Linked DNA regions of Homo sapiens: region 1 is linked to region 2. Evidence: chromatin contacts called from ENCODE Hi-C or POLR2A ChIA-PET data. All regions are on one chromosome and are shown on one strand. Each heading gives the region's core, a stretch centred on a gene start or an enhancer-like site at or near the end of the contact. The rest is flanking DNA. Distances are from core to core; before and after follow the strand shown. Region 1 overlaps LRMDA (leucine rich melanocyte differentiation associated). Region 2 overlaps LRMDA (leucine rich melanocyte differentiation associated).

The links. A loop is a pair of places that touch in the nucleus more often than their neighbours do. ChIA-PET counts read pairs that join two places held with the same protein, here RNA polymerase II (POLR2A). Pooled maps may share reads with other maps.
Region 1: a map of sigmoid colon shows a loop between it and region 2 (6-fold over the local background). The contact joins two enhancer-like sites. A Hi-C loop is called at or near these places in 3 of 168 maps with a recorded cell type or tissue (ovary, prostate gland and sigmoid colon) and 5 of 50 pooled maps. POLR2A ChIA-PET finds 5 or more read pairs at or near these places in 1 of 52 experiments (PC-3).

What each region holds. Positions count from the first base shown.
Region 1 is chr10:76,084,891-76,088,929 of GRCh38, reverse strand. All of the region lies in intron 5 of LRMDA (leucine rich melanocyte differentiation associated), which reads right to left. Among named protein-coding and RNA genes, the nearest start is that of MIR606, 530 kb to the right of the region's middle. Within about 2 kb of position 2,162, at least 11 of the 41 ENCODE cell types and tissues checked have a DNase peak (open chromatin) inside an H3K27ac peak, as active enhancers do; they include ovary and sigmoid colon, where a contact is called at or near this core.
Region 2 is chr10:76,250,425-76,254,168 of GRCh38, reverse strand. All of the region lies in intron 5 of LRMDA (leucine rich melanocyte differentiation associated), which reads right to left. Among named protein-coding and RNA genes, the nearest start is that of KCNMA1-AS1, 640 kb to the left of the region's middle. RefSeq lists a silencer at 1,904-2,198. Within about 2 kb of position 1,973, at least 6 of the 41 ENCODE cell types and tissues checked have a DNase peak (open chromatin) inside an H3K27ac peak, as active enhancers do; they include ovary and sigmoid colon, where a contact is called at or near this core.

The DNA.
Region 1 (4,039 bases), core at 913-3,412, 170 kb after region 2:
ATTAGGAGGGCTTTGTCTAGAAAGAAAGTCAAAGACTGAGAAGGGATCCCAACAGAATCAATAGAATCACAAAGAAGATAAATAAAGAAAAAACAATTGTTCATTCTAGAATATGGGAAGAAGAAGGAAATCTTGAAGCTTGAATGAAGAAATAATTTTAAGATGATGGAAGAATTATTTTATTAACTTTGTGGATTCATTGCCTCCAGAATCAGTACAAGCTAAAATAACCAATATATTTCAAAAAGGTTTAAGTAAACCCACCAACAACAAACCCATAAGGAATGGGCTGGCCATTAACAAAAAAGGTAATTAAGAAGTAAGCTGGGTGCCCAACAGATTTCCCTTTCGAGAGCCTGAGTTTCCCTCCTGCCTGGCTTCCCATCCAGATATTGTGAGTCAGTTTCTAATTCTCATTTCTTTCCCTTGGGGCCTTCCTGTTTATTGGCAACCAATTAAATTCCCACCCTCAAAGTCTCAATATATATTTTCTCCAAAAAGTAGACAAATTTTAAGATAACTCTCCTAGAGATAAATGAACCCCTCCTCAATAGGAAGAATGAAGCTTTGCTGGGACAAGGAAGATACTTTGAGGAGAGGAGGGAGAGCATTCCTCACTCAGCTCATTCCAGGGACAGAAGATGGTTACAGATAGAGCAGAAAGGAGCATCCTGTCCTCTCTGCTGTGACCATGACTGTCACCCAGCCTCGGCTAGATTACAGCAGTGATGGATCACTTTCCGCTCTGCCAGGTTTAGGTGCCACTGTTGGATAGTTCTGATGGTTAGAGTTCTTTTTGTGTGTCTGTGAGACTTTGTGTGTCTTGCTGTCACCCAGGCTGGAGTGCAGTGGTATAATCACGGCTCACTGTAGCCTCAACCTCCCGGGTTCAAGTGATACTCCCACCTGAGCCTCCCAAGTAGCTGGGACTATAGGTACACCTTGTCCAGATAATTTTTTGTTTGTTTGTTTTGTAGAGACAGGGTCTGCATGTTGCCCAGGCTGGTCTTGAACTCCCAGGCTCAAGCAATCCTTCCACTCTAGCCTCCCAAAGTGCTGGTATAACAGGTGTGAGCCACCACATTTGGCCAGTTAAGAGTTCTTGCTATATTTTCAAACACTGAGGAAATCAAAGTTTGTGTCACTGAGCAATGGAATAATGATTGCTGGTTTATCTTTTCCTTCCTTTTGGGCCCCTCTATTTGCAGTTCATTGGTCCTGTTTTTGGCCTACAGAGTAGGACAACAGACACGGATCCCTCTTCCACATGAAGCCCTTCCAATATTGAACACAGTACCTCTGGCATCCCCCTTAGCTCTTCATTCTCCAGGCTAAATTCCCATCTCTCTCTACAGCTACACTGAGGACCTGGCTTTGAGGGACCCCAATCACCCTCCCAAGATGATCCTGTATGACTAACCTTGCTGGGTAGATGGAAATTTTTGTCTCTCTTGGGATAATTACCAGCATAGGGTGTGGTATGCAAAAGCTTACGCTATGCAGAAGTTATAGAGAACACAAAGGCATAAAATTAATGTCAGGGCTTCTAGGAACCTCAGAGATAACCCAGTCCCCACTCTGTTTGTAGAGAATCTGAAAGTCGCAGAACAAGTAAGTGGCAAAACCTGGTCAAAAGCCTTGGCCCTACAATTCCTAGGACAGAACAAACAGTTCTGCCCTACACTGCTTCCTCGGATGAAGACAGCTAGTACCTGACCTCTGTTTTCCCTGCTACAACGAGACTACCCCTGTGTAATTCCTCTACCTGACACTGGGGTGCACTGGCATGCCACCCGCCCCACCAGGCAGATCTGAATGTCTGCCAATGCTGGGGATGATTTACAGGGCCTGTCTGGGAGATGATTTTCCAAGAAAACACTCCATATAATTGGCCTTTGGTATATCTCCTCAGTGGTGATTTATTTCTGTCGGACAAGCCAAAGAACGTCTCTCCCCACCTCTGCAAAGCCTCCGGTCCCTGGCCTCAAAGTTCAGCAAGTTTCTGGCCAGAGAATGTTCTTCCTCTCCACCCACTCAGCCCTTTTTTCTGTGGTTTGCAATCTCATTTTGCTAAATATACTGAGATGCCCTGTACACAGCGGTCTGCAGTTCTAGAATGTGCCTGACTTCCTTTGGCTGGGAGCATCACTCATAAATCACTGTGCTAGCAGCTGCCATCCATTTATATCCATGACCTATCAGGACTGAAAGCTCAAGTTCTTCCACGGTGATGCCTTTTTCATTCGGGCCCCTCCACGAGAGTAAAACGCTCTCTCTCCCACACATATACACATGAGTATTTAGCTGTGTGGTAGCCACAGAGAAGGGACTTGGTGAACACTTACTGAATAGAGTGTATAGAAATATTCAAAGAGTAACTTTAAACTTGGCCACTTACTTACGAGTGTTGACTGACAATTGCATGCCTAAGCTAAACTGCTCTGAATACAAACCTGAATGATGAGTTTGATGAAGAACATTCTCAGTGGAGGAAACTAGGGCTTGTTTGAAGAAATAAACAGTGAATTTTCCCAGCCTTGCAAACAGCTTCTGACATTTACCAGCCCACAGCTGCTTTTTACCAGCCCCATTGACATAGCCATTCCCTAGAAGTCCCTGAAGGATTTCCAGAGGTAAGACAATCCCAGAGAAGGAAAGGCAGAAAGTATGGGTTGGTGAGAGTGAACTCTTTCCCAAAAGTTGGGAGGGGTGCTCCAGTTAAACTCACCCCACTTAGCAGGCGCCCCAGCAAGGAAGTGCTCTGAACTCACGAAGTAACTGGGCTTTCCTGAGAATGGGGTAAGGCGAGGAACTAGAAAAAAATCAGAATATGTGTTCACTGGTCCCCAGAAGAGAAATTTGGTTTTATGCATGTCAAGGGAAGTCTTTAAACTTGAGAAGACTATAAAATTGGGCGGGGGGTGGTGCAGAAGAGTGAAGCATGAGAAGGAGGAGGTGGGAGGAGTTGGTGACTGATCCCCATTGCTGGGAACAGCTGCTGGGGCAGATGCTTGTGTTTTGTCAAATATTCCTCTGTCTATAGAGGCTATCTGCAGGTGAAATCCTTCATGAGGAAGAGGATGGGGGTGTGAGTGTGAGGGAGAGCGGGGAGGAAGCCAGGATCACTAGAAAAGATGGCTATGTTTAGCTTACATGGAAACAAACACCTGAGGCCAAGTCTTCCCTGCAGACCAGGACTTTCCAGGCAGGACTGTCCTCCCTTGGCTGTCCCAGGCAGACCAACATCCCACAGCATTCTGCAGCAAGACGCTGGGAGACAGGAAAGAGACCGACTCTCCAAGGACACAGGGTCAGGGTAAGGCTTAGAGAAAGGAAAGTCACCATCCCTGTGAGGTAGGGGCCAGGGGAAAGTAAAGCGACCCCTCCCTCCACCCCAGCCCCAGCCAGGCCATTCTTCAGGAGTGTGTGGGGCGAGCAGACTTGATCTTGGCTGGTGAAAGAGGCTTTCTCCTCCCAGCTGCTCCAGGGGACTGCTGGAAAATACAGCGCAAGATTGCATTACCAATTTCTGTTGGCCTAACACAATGAAAACCCACATCTAATTTGCTGTCCAGTATCCCCCAGGTCCCCTTCAGCATTTACTGCTTTCCAAATATCTTCCTCCCATTGAATATCTGTGTTTCGGATTATTTGTCCCCAGATGTATTAGGATGCATTTATTGCAGCTGAATCTCATCTAGTGATTTCCTGTCCATATGCCTGACAGCTCCAGGTCCCTTTATGTCACGTCTCTGTCATTGGTGGGGTTTGTAATACCTCTCCATTTAGGGGAAAATACAGATATAATGAGCATATTCTTTACAACCTTCTCTAGGTTATTAACAAGGATGCAGAGTATAACTGAAGCAAAAATCCCAGTGGCACCCCAGGCCCTCTGAATCCCATCCCGCATCTCTCTCCAGTGCTGCAATGAAGTGGTCCATTCAGTCCACTGAAAGAGCTTGTGCTGAGTTCCTTCAGTCACGAAATAGGCAAAAGGACCCTTGGTCCAGTGTAATGAAGATGACATTGAGCAAGG
Region 2 (3,744 bases), core at 724-3,223:
GGGAAGCTTGAGGATAGGGAAGCAGTGAAAGAAACCAAACTAGTATAACTGTATGGGGCATATTCTAGTGAATTCAGATTTTAAGAAGTCACTTATGAAAACCATGCTCAAAGGAAGAAAATAAGTCTACTGTTGGAAAATGGTTGTTAAAAAAAGAAATCCCAAATGACAGAGGAAAGGCAGAATGATTAAAACTAAGCTCTTGTTTTGTCATTATTTTCTCCATCATGAAATTATATCCTTGGGCTAGACTGATGAGTGAAAAGTAAAAAAGAAAAAAGAAATGGAAGAATGAGGCCCTAGAGAGCTTATGAGACATAGGAGATGCCTGGTGTCTAGACCTATACAAATAGTATCTTATTTTACAATAGCAACAACAAAAAAATTCTTATAGATCTGCTCATGGAAACAATGTTACTAATATTTGAAAAAATACAGATAAAAAGCAAATTTGGGCAAATATTTTTGTTGATTTTTTAAAGGAGGAACAGAAGATTCTAAAAATAATGACACTAAAATTGTAAAAAATTATGTTAAATATATGATATATGAGCACGTTGAAAAGATAGTAGCAACTTTTAAGAGCTAGTACATCTTTTTACCTAGAATGAGCTAGGCCAAATCAATCTCTCTCTCTCTCTCTCTCTCCCCCTCTCTTCTCCACTCCCTTTCTCTCTCTCTCTCTCCCTCCCTGCCTTCTAGCTCTGTCTTTTAGAAACAGTTATTCAGCTGGTAGATCAGTGAGACCATAAACATTATAAATTGATTTCAATAAGACATCTAACAAAAATCCCCCATGATATTGCTTTGCAACAAATAAAATAAATGAGATGCAATTCATAGCAGATCAATTAACTACATCAAAAAAATGTTGATCCATGAATCAATGTCCTTAAACCTACCCACAGGACTCTATCCTTGCCTCCAGACTGTTGAATAAAACCCAGAAATCTGTTCTAACAATAGGCTAAACCCAAAGACCCATAATATGCAAAACAAAGCAAAAGTACCCACTTAGATCTGAAAACTCAATTTCCCAAGCAAGGGATGGGAGAGTTTTGCTGGGCAGTCGCTTATATAAAAATAAAAGCCCAGAAAGCACTGGTTGACTCTGAGCTATGTTACAATAACACACGGCAGATGCCTGGCCTCCCTGGAAGTTGCCCCGCTCATACACAACTGTCTGCATGTCCTGGGTGGGATGCGGGATGAAATGTTTCTTCCAATCCTCAGGTTCCACGAGTCTAATATCAATATGAATTCCTGCCTGGTGACCTGTGTGAGTATTGCTCAACAACTGTAGAGGAAGAATTGCAGAAAACGAAGGCGATTACAAGTTTTTCTAAAGCCACTGATTTTATCACAAGCCACATACAGAAACCTTCCCAATATCTGCTAATTACCAAAAGGTAGTGATCCTCCAATATCTAGCAGTAGGACACACACCCCAGCTGACCAAACCATGAGTTTAAGACAGGCAGAAAAACCTAACATCTCCCTACCATGACAAAGGCAACTAGAATTGCCAAATCCTATACACAAAACATTTAATTTATAACAGTTAAAACCTGGCCTCTGACCAAGTCCAAAAGAACTATGTCTTATTTCACTTGCTCTTGAATATGTCTCTTTCAGAGATAAATGGCTCTGCTCTTGGCCAGTCCTCCCCTCTGTGTGGTGTTTTGTTTAGCTGGGCTTATGACAAGCCAAGAGTTGATGCATCTGCTTGAATGTGTAATTTACCTCTCTGGTCAACTTAGCTTTTTTTTCCTTGACAATATTATGTCAAACAATCACATCACAACTGGCTCTGATCTCTTTGTTGTTAGCTAATAAATTAAAGAGTATTTATTATCTGCAATCCTTTTTTCCTCTTTTAATGGTGACACATTTGTGGTGAATTACAGGGCAGCTTTATAAACTAGGCTCCAGGCCAGTCTCAGGCCCTGCGTCCATGTGAACGTTCCTTCTCCCGGTTGGCCTCCCGGACTGGTGGTAAATCAAGGCAGCTGTCACAGTACACTAAGTTAGTGTGCGTCATTGGGGAGAGCAGGAAGCGTTGGGGGTATAATTCTGTCCATCAAACTAATATGTTATATCAGTAGCTTTGTAATCTTCTGCCATAACTTATGGGAAGTGACACCTAAGAATTCACTTTGAAGGCAATGTGTTTCTTAGACTTTAAGTCAAAACAGACCCGATTCACAGCAACAGTTCCTCTGTTTACATGAGTGGATTTCTAGTGCCGGGGAACCAGGTCCCTATCAATGTGGCAGTATTTAACACGCTCCACCACCGGCTGGACTCTGTTTACAGCCCTCACGGCAGGATTTGTAAACTTTTCAAACAGGGTTTCTTCTCTTCTTGTTACCCTTGCCTTAACCTCCAGTAGCGGGATAGATAAACATGCTCCTTGAATGTTATCATGACAAAGCAAACCTCTGACAGATGGGAATGAATGGGTGACCCATTTCCCTTGTCCGGTCCCCTTCAACCTTTGTCTTGACAAATGTGGGAAATGGCTCTGGAGGACAGAAGAATACTCACACCGCTATGATAGCACTGTCAGCTTTGTGCTGTTGCTAAATGTCCACATGATACTTAGAAGCGACGGGAGGGCCGGGCGCGGTGGCTCACGCCTGTAATCCCAGCACTTTGGGAGGCCGAGGCGGGTGGATCATGAGGTCAGGAGATCGAGACCATCCTGGCTAACAAGGTGAAACCCCGTCTCTACTAAAAATACAAAAAATTAGCCGGGCGCGGTGGCGGGCGCCTGTAGTCCCAGCTACTCGGGAGGCTGAGGCAGGAGAATGGCGTGAACCCGGGAAGCGGAGCTTGCAGTGAGCCGAGATTGCGCCACTGCAGTCCGCAGTCCGGCCTGGGTGACAGAGCGAGACTCCGTCTCAAAAAAAAAAAAAAAAAAAAAAAAAAAAAAAAAAAAAGAAGCGACGGGAGATAACCTTCAATGGACAGTGTGCTTTTCTAAGTCATGATATCAGTGTGACCAGACTTAGACCATACGTCCTCTGAAAGCAATGCGTTATTTTCTAGGATTTGCTGTTGGATTGTCCCTGTCTTCCCCCACTCTCTCTTCCTTGGCTGTTTTTCTCAGCAGGCCAATGAGAGAAGCCCTTTGGGGAAGATTAAGTAGTTTTGTGAGCTGCCATCTGATGGAAAAGAAATCTACAAGAACTGTTCAAAGGAGCTCTTCCTCCCCCAGGCACAAGACTAAATATGCACAGTAAAGAAATTTGAAAAATGCCTGCCCTTGCCATCCCCAATACCCCTCTGATTGATAGCAGAGAGGGTTTGCTATGATAATTCTACTTTGACAGGTCCCAGGCATAAATCCCACAAAGTTGTTGCTCTAGTTTGACAACCTTGGAGGGCTCCAGTTAGGAACAGGAAACAGGCCTCTATTTTTCACCCTCAATGCTCCTTCAGGTGCAAAGAAAAGACTGTATGGAAAAAATAATTTCTTATCTAAGGGGGAAACCAAATTCAAAGCAGTTTTAATACTTATTCATCAGAAAGAATGTCCAATGGAGAAAAATGTGACCTCAGTCCTGCTTCTTCAAACTTAAATTGAAATGCTCCAAATACGAGATTTGAAACCTATTCATGATGAGAAACGGATACCCTTTTTTCATTTTTTGGTTTTCCAAAGTTATGTTAGTATTCTCCTTCAAGGTCAGCCTAGAAATGTATCATAATATTTTATAAAAATCATTACTTACAAATGAA